Regions from separate parts of the Homo sapiens genome. Here region 1 is linked to region 2. Evidence: chromatin contacts called from ENCODE Hi-C data. All regions are on one chromosome and are shown on one strand. The core of a region is the stretch at or near the end of the contact, and the rest is flanking DNA. Distances in the headings are between cores, read along the strand shown. Region 1 has its middle 22 kb from the start of SMIM3. Region 2 holds the start of ZNF300 (zinc finger protein 300).

Region 1 (3,416 bases), core at 37-2,536, 100 kb after region 2:
ATTAAAGTTTTAGCTTACTGAAAGATTTTTAATGTTTTTTGCACCCTTAAAACTTTAGAAAGCAATTTCTGTGAGGAATTAATACTTAAAAATTGAATACTTTGTGTTTTATTAAATAATTGTGGATTCATTAAGAAACATTTTCTAAAAGGAACTTAGTATAGAAGAGATACAAGTTTTATACTTGTTCTAAGGCTGATCCTACAGGATAACAGTAAGGAAATTGCTAATCTCATTACTTCAGTGATTTTTAAAATCCCACATCATTAGGGGCATAGACCATTGGTGTTTTTACATTATTGGCCATCTTATAATTACTACTATTGAGAGCCTCTTCTAAGTCAGACATTAACCAACTACCTTACTTATATTACCTCATTTAATTCTCCCCATGCTCTAGTAGTTATCATCACCATTTTACAGATGTAGAAACTGAAGCTCATTATTGTTAATAATAGATCACATTTTGCTATATTTTACCTTTTCACTTTGCATTCATCACCCCATGTAATAATCATAACAATCCTTTGAAGTAGGTATAATTATTTTCACTCGTATTTTACAGAAGAGGAAATTGAGGCTCAAAGAGTTTATGTTATTTGCTCACGATCACAAAGCTAAGAAATAGTGAAGGTCCTCGCTCTTAGTCTCTGGTTATAGTGTTCCTGGAAAGGGAAGGAGGATGACAGCCAACCTGTAATGCAAAGTATGACTTCTTCCCCACCCCCAGAGAAGATAGGGGCGGAGGTGAGGTAAGTCATGATTAGCGACCTTCAAAATGTTCAGACATTTCCCAAGAAAAAGGAAGTTGATCTCTTCAGTGTGGCCTCAAGAGGGCAGAACTAGCATCCCTGAATCCTTAATCCCACTCTCACCGAGGGAGGAATTCTAACAAAACAGCTAATAAGGGGTGGCTTCAGCAAGACGTGAACCTCCTTTTCACTGGCACGTGGCTCTCAGACTTTAACCTGTTTGTTGAGCACTTACGGATTGTTTTTGCAAAGCAGATACTGAAGAACCAGTTCCAGAGATTCTCGGTCAGTACGTCTGAAGCAGGGCCCTGGAAGCTGCATTTGTAAGCAAATGCTCCTGTGTGAATCTGACACAAGCAGTCCAGGATCACACAGGAGAAATACTGAAAAGGCAACAACTGGCAACCTGTATTATACGGGATGTTGGACTGCATGAGCCCTGTGTTATCGCTACAGTCTCTGAAGCCAGAACTGGGAACATAAAATCTTGATCTGCTAGGAATGTTGTAGGACTGACTCTCACAACTTCGGCAGGCTAACCACTCCATTTGAAAAAAAAGTTATATCGCCATCTGGTGGACTGCCTAAAAGTTATTCAAACTCACCCTAAAAGCACGGAATGATTTTCTCATTTAATTCGGATACACTGCACACTTCACAGACCAGGAATCAAGACTCAGAAGAGTTCAGAAGAGTGTAGGCCACATAGAGCCTGGGTCTCACACCCACCGGTTCCCAGTCTACTACTACGCATGGGCTTGATTTGCTTGCTCAATCACAAAATTTTCCAGGTTTTCCTTTGGCGGAAGATTTAAGTCCCAGACAGCTATCACAGTGAAACAAAGTTCCCAAATACTTCAGTGCAATGTTTCTCAAAGGACAGCAAGTTGCCTTAAAAATGCAGAATTCTTGGCTCCGTCATAGGCCCACTGAAATAGAATCTTTGCAGATAAGGACCAGGATTTTGAGTGGTGGCGGGTGCCTGTAGTCCCAGCTACTCGGGAGGGTGAGGCAGGAGAATGGCCTGAACCCGGGAGGCGGAGCTTGCAGTGAGCAGAGATCGCGCCACTGCCCTCCAGCCTGGGCGACAGAGCGAGACTCCATCTCAAAAAAAGAAAAGCTCCTCAGGTGATTCTGTTGCATACTAAAGTTTGAGAACCATTGCCTTTGAGAAGAAACACTCGATTTATGGATGGAAAGGAAGAAGCTTTCCATCTGCAAATTAAAAATAATCCTTATTAGTGACAACTAATACTAAATACTATTACTGAAACTAAAAGGAAATAAGATTTGCTGTTGGGAGGTAGTACTACAAATTTATTTCCAAACATATTTATCATGAAATGGATGGCTACATGATATAAACAGCTGCATGTACATTTCAGGTGGATCACGTTACACTTTAACATGTACGCACAGGAGTGTGCACACATGTACACACAGTCTCCCAAACTGCATTCCCTTGAACTAGGTAGATATGTATAGAGGCATGCCATTAGAATGTTTGTTTCCAAAGACACATATTTGGTTGAAAAAAGAAATCAGTTTAAGCCAGTTACATTTGAGGTATAACAGAAAAAATTACCCCTGTAAGAAGAAATGGAACAAAATACCACCAAAATAATTTTATTAGTGACAAATTGACAATATATATATTCATGACTTTATTATAGATAATTGTTTTGGGTTGGTGCAAAAGTAATGCAGTTTTTACCATTCTAAAAGTAATGGCAAAATCTGCAATTTTTTTGGTGTTGAGAAGGTGCAATTTTGTATTTTGCTTTTTGTTAACTACCAATATAATAGATAGTGCTCAGTTGCCGTGTTTTATTTCATTGTTTGTACCATATTTACCAGACCATTCCTTTATGTCTGTATAAATATTACAATTGTTTCTCTTTTTTTCTTCTAGTAATTATCAAACTAGTTGGTTATTTCTGGAGTTGGAGTTGGGGAGGGGGAAGTTTGGAAGAAATGTTATTAATGATCTTTAGTTATTGCAAGAAATAGTGTTCTGATTTACCAAACATCCTTTTCTTCCAAAACGTTACTTCTGCTACCTTCAGTAAATGTTAAATGTAGAAAGATGAACTGACACGTATTGGGAGCAGATGGAAAATATGTTCATGTATTGTTCTTACCTATAAGCACACATATATTCTTTACATTTTTAAATGTAAATCATCTCACACAACTAATATAAGCACTAATTTCAATAGATACAATTTTTAAACTTTGTTACATATTATCAGACCGCTTATTTTTCAAAGAGGCCAACAAAACACTATACATTTTCTAACTCAACTATCTCACTTTTTGTTTGTTTGTTTTTTTAGTAGAGACAGGGTTTCACCATACTGGCCAGGCTGATCTCTAATTCCTGACCTCAAGTGATCCGCCTGTGTTGGCATCCCAGAGTGTTCATTATTCTTATAGTATTGTTTCAGCAATACTATAAGCAAAGTTCTCATTCTGTCGCCACCAGTAGACCTCTCTGAGCTCTCCTTGAGGCCACCAGTTCCTTGCCATCTCTATTGCTAGAAGACCATCTGCCTCCCATTAACAGACTTCTTCTTCTGTAATACTGGATCACATGATGGACTTAGAAGTTGAATTGCTAGGATAATAATTGATAGGAATTAATAGATTTTTCTTCCATCTGGA
Region 2 (3,535 bases), core at 768-3,267:
CTGGCCTATGGCTTGATTGCAACATCACGAGAGACTAAACCTGAACCACCCAGCCCAGCTGTTCCCATTCTTGACTCACAGAAACTATGCGACAATAAATATTTATAATTTCAAGTTGCTAAGTTTTGGGTAATTTGTTACACAGCAATAGATAACTAATACATGTAGTTTTGCTAGATATTGCCAAACCCTCTAAAGAGGGCTGTAAGTTTGCTGTCCCACCAGTAACACATGATATTTCCCATGGCCTAACAGTGTTGCCAAACTTAGAAAATATTTTATAAGCAAATAGATGGGAAATGGTATTGTACTATGGCTTTAATTTTCTTCCTTTCATTATGAGGGAGGCTTCCTGTTCCTTCAACATCTTCTTTTTAAATTAGGTACTACATAAGGACAGCTTTCCGTAATTCTTAAGATGAAGAACTAAAGTTTTTACAATTCCTACAAGGCTCTCCGCATAGGAATAGTAGTAGAGTCTGGCCTTTTCCTGACTCTACAACTTCCACTGGCATCACTCCTTGAGGGTGAGGTATCTGAATTAATCATTACTATATACCTTTACCACTAAACTCAGTGTCTACACTGTCTTAAGCTCAAGTCAAGAAATAAATATTGATATAACTGTGGAAGTCTAAATAGAGATGAAGAGGTTAAGTGTTCACAACCAACTATTTCTTATCCTCTTTGTCTTGACCAACCTTTAGTCAGACTTCTCTCCTTCCCGCAGGCCCCTTCATTTTGGCTTCCCCTGAGTTGAAACACTGCACTAATGCACTATGATTCAAAACATCTCCCCTTAACCGCTTATTCTCAGAATTCCATGACAACAGAAACAATTTCTGTAGAAATGCCCTGGTTTTGCCACCTGCACACCCCTATCTCATATCCTTCTCCCTACAAAGTTCCTGCTAACCCTTCTTACTCTTCCCTATAAAAAAAAAAAAAGTCATTTTGTTGATATTGTGATTCTTGCAGATTTGAGATTGGAGCATTCTTCCTAATGCAACAGTGTTCTTTCTGAATACATTGTCTTCTTATCTAAGTGCATTTGTTTTGACATGAGAAATAAATTGCTAAATGTAAAATTGCTGCCTATTTCATAACATATCAAAAAGCATGACTCGTGTGAAAATTATGATTCAAAATTGTATTCATTTATACAAATGAAACATTGGTCTGTGAACATGCATTTTGCTTTTTTAAAGCTTGATGTAAGGTCTAAGGGTTAAGATAACAATTTTAGTATTCTCTTTGGCTGGTTCATTTTTAAAAAATCATGTTGTTGTTGTTGTTTCTGAAATCTAACCTTCTCAGTCTCTCCCTTATGTCTGTTCCAATTTTCAAGTCTCTTTTCTGTCTCAATCTGTCTGTCTACCACGCTCTACCCCTTAGATCCCCACTTCTATTCCTATGTCTATTTTTTTCTCTTCAGTCTCCCGTCTCTCCTCCTTTCTAGGCTGGCTCCTTTGTCCCCATTTCCCCCATTTTCTCTCTGATTCTCTGCTTCTCACTTCCCTCTCTTTGTGCCTCAGTCTCCTCTTCCCTGCTCTTAATTTCCCTTTTTCCTTCAGTCGACCTCTTATTACTTATTACTGCAATATCAAATTCCCTTATAAGGATTCCTTACCGTTGTTATTGGCATAATTACAGTACACAATGATTGTTCAGCCCCCAGATTTTGTCCCTCTCTCCCACAGTGAAATCTCCCTGGAGAGGACCGCACCATTCCACGCTTCCCCTCTGAGCAGTCGAATCTCCCGGCATGGGGCTGTACCATTCACAAACACGTCCATGGTACCATCTAAAATTCCTCCCCTTTCGTCAGAAGCATGCTTCCAATAGAGGAAGGTTCACTCCAACTTCCTCTTCAATCCCCCTTGTAAAATCTTTCTGCAAAAGTGTGCTCCTTAATGCTCCTTTCGCAGGCCTCCTTTCCGTCGCCTTCCCCTCCCTTCGCTGCCGCTGTGGTACAGCCCATTCTCGGGCTCAGCACTGGGCGAATCCTCCGCTAGTACGAAGACGACCGGGCTCTCAAGATGGCGGCCCCATGCGGAAACAGCTCCAGGGAGCAGCCATGTTGCTTCCTGAACAAAGCCTCTGAAGATGCGGAACGGGCAAAACCGCCCAGTACGGAACGGCGCAGCCTCGGGAGCCCGGTGTGGTGCTCGCGGACAGGAAGCAGGAGAGTTTGCCAATAGGGATGTGACAGCGGTTCCCATTAAGCGGTGATGGTGGTTTTGGGACCTGATAATCGAGCTGGGAGTCAGAGGCGGGATGTGTGCGGTGAAGGGTGAGTCTGTGGGATTGGTAATGGGAGGAGAGGAGCCCGTGAGGGTCAGTGGTAGGAGGTTTATGAAATCACTGGTGGGGGAAGTAGGTGGGATTAATGTTGGATTTATGTGGGAGTCCGAGATGTGATTAGTAACAGGGAAGTGAGAGGTGAGGGGGTGTCTATTAGGTCAGGAATGGCTTGCAGGTGGACTGACTGGTGGGTTTAACTGGGTTCAGTGATTTAGGGGACTCTGAGGAATCAGTGATGGGAGGCTATGGACTAAATGATGGGGGCGTCCATGTGTTCAGTGATGTGATGGACATGGGGGAGTTCAGTAGGGTATATGATTACTAGGCCTGAGAATTCCGAGATTTAGATGGGGACAGTAATGGGGCCACGGTGTCATGGTGGTCAGCCACATTTTACTGGGGAAGGCCTTTACTTAACGTTAAATTTCCACAGGTCATAGGCAACTGTTTGAGTTCTTAAAGGTCAACCCCTTTTCACATCTTTTCTTAGTCTACCATTGCCCACTAAGCATTTCTGATGGTACCCCCATCAAATGGTCATTTTAAAACAAGACCAAACAAATCAAAACTGATAAAATCATAATTAAAAGTTTGATTTCAGTTCTCCACTTTCTAAGTTTATTTAAATCATTTTATATTTTATTCAAGAGACATTTATTGAGCATCTGCGGGATATCCAGAGATGAGTATGATTGTTTCTTTTGTTTCCTTCCAGATGTTTTGATACCCCCATATAAAATAATCTGTCTGTCATGGGAGCCCCCACGTCCTCTGAAATAGTTCAGCTCTGTCTGCATGACTTGTCCTGGGACTGAGGAAAATTTACCAGGTATTTACCTTCCTGCATTGTGGTATACTCTTTTTTTTTCCAGTGGTTCCAACCTATCACCATTTTTGTATACAGACAATAGAGCTGTTGAAAAAGAGCAATAAAAATTTAAACAGAAAACATCTTAAAATTAACCTTTGAGTTCATGCACATTGATTTAGCAAGAGTTTTCTAAGTTGGGGGAAAATATAAGAGAGTTCTTGGAAAATTGTTGGAATTCAGCTGCTGGTTCTTTTTAGGAATAGGGAACACATGCCTCAGTTTTCCATTTGGTCATTCCCATTCTTACTGCCAAGGAGCTCCATCTTCACTTATATCCTTATATAGCTATCCATGATTATTGCCTCATGAAAATCTTCTATAAATAGAATTGCTGATTCCCAAGGGGAACAGTAAGTTGTT

Evidence for each region. Hi-C counts contacts between places; a loop is a spot of excess contacts on that map. Pooled maps may share reads with other maps.
Region 1: a loop to region 2 is called in a pooled map, with 2.4 times the contacts of the local background. The contact joins the enhancer-like site here to the promoter of ZNF300 in region 2. A Hi-C loop is called at or near these places in 1 of 50 pooled maps.

What each region holds. Positions count from the first base shown.
Region 1 is chr5:150,799,146-150,802,561 of GRCh38, reverse strand. No RefSeq gene overlaps it. Among named protein-coding and RNA genes, the nearest start is that of SMIM3, 22 kb to the right of the region's middle. Within about 2 kb of position 1,286, at least 11 of the 41 ENCODE cell types and tissues checked have a DNase peak (open chromatin) inside an H3K27ac peak, as active enhancers do.
Region 2 is chr5:150,903,462-150,906,996 of GRCh38, reverse strand. It overlaps ZNF300 (zinc finger protein 300), which reads left to right and starts at 2,017. Exons shown (of 6, transcript NM_052860.4): 1 at 2,017-2,293; 2 at 3,020-3,133. It overlaps LOC124901112 (a long non-coding RNA gene), which reads right to left and starts at 1,762. Exons shown (of 2, transcript XR_007058999.1): 1 at 1,631-1,762.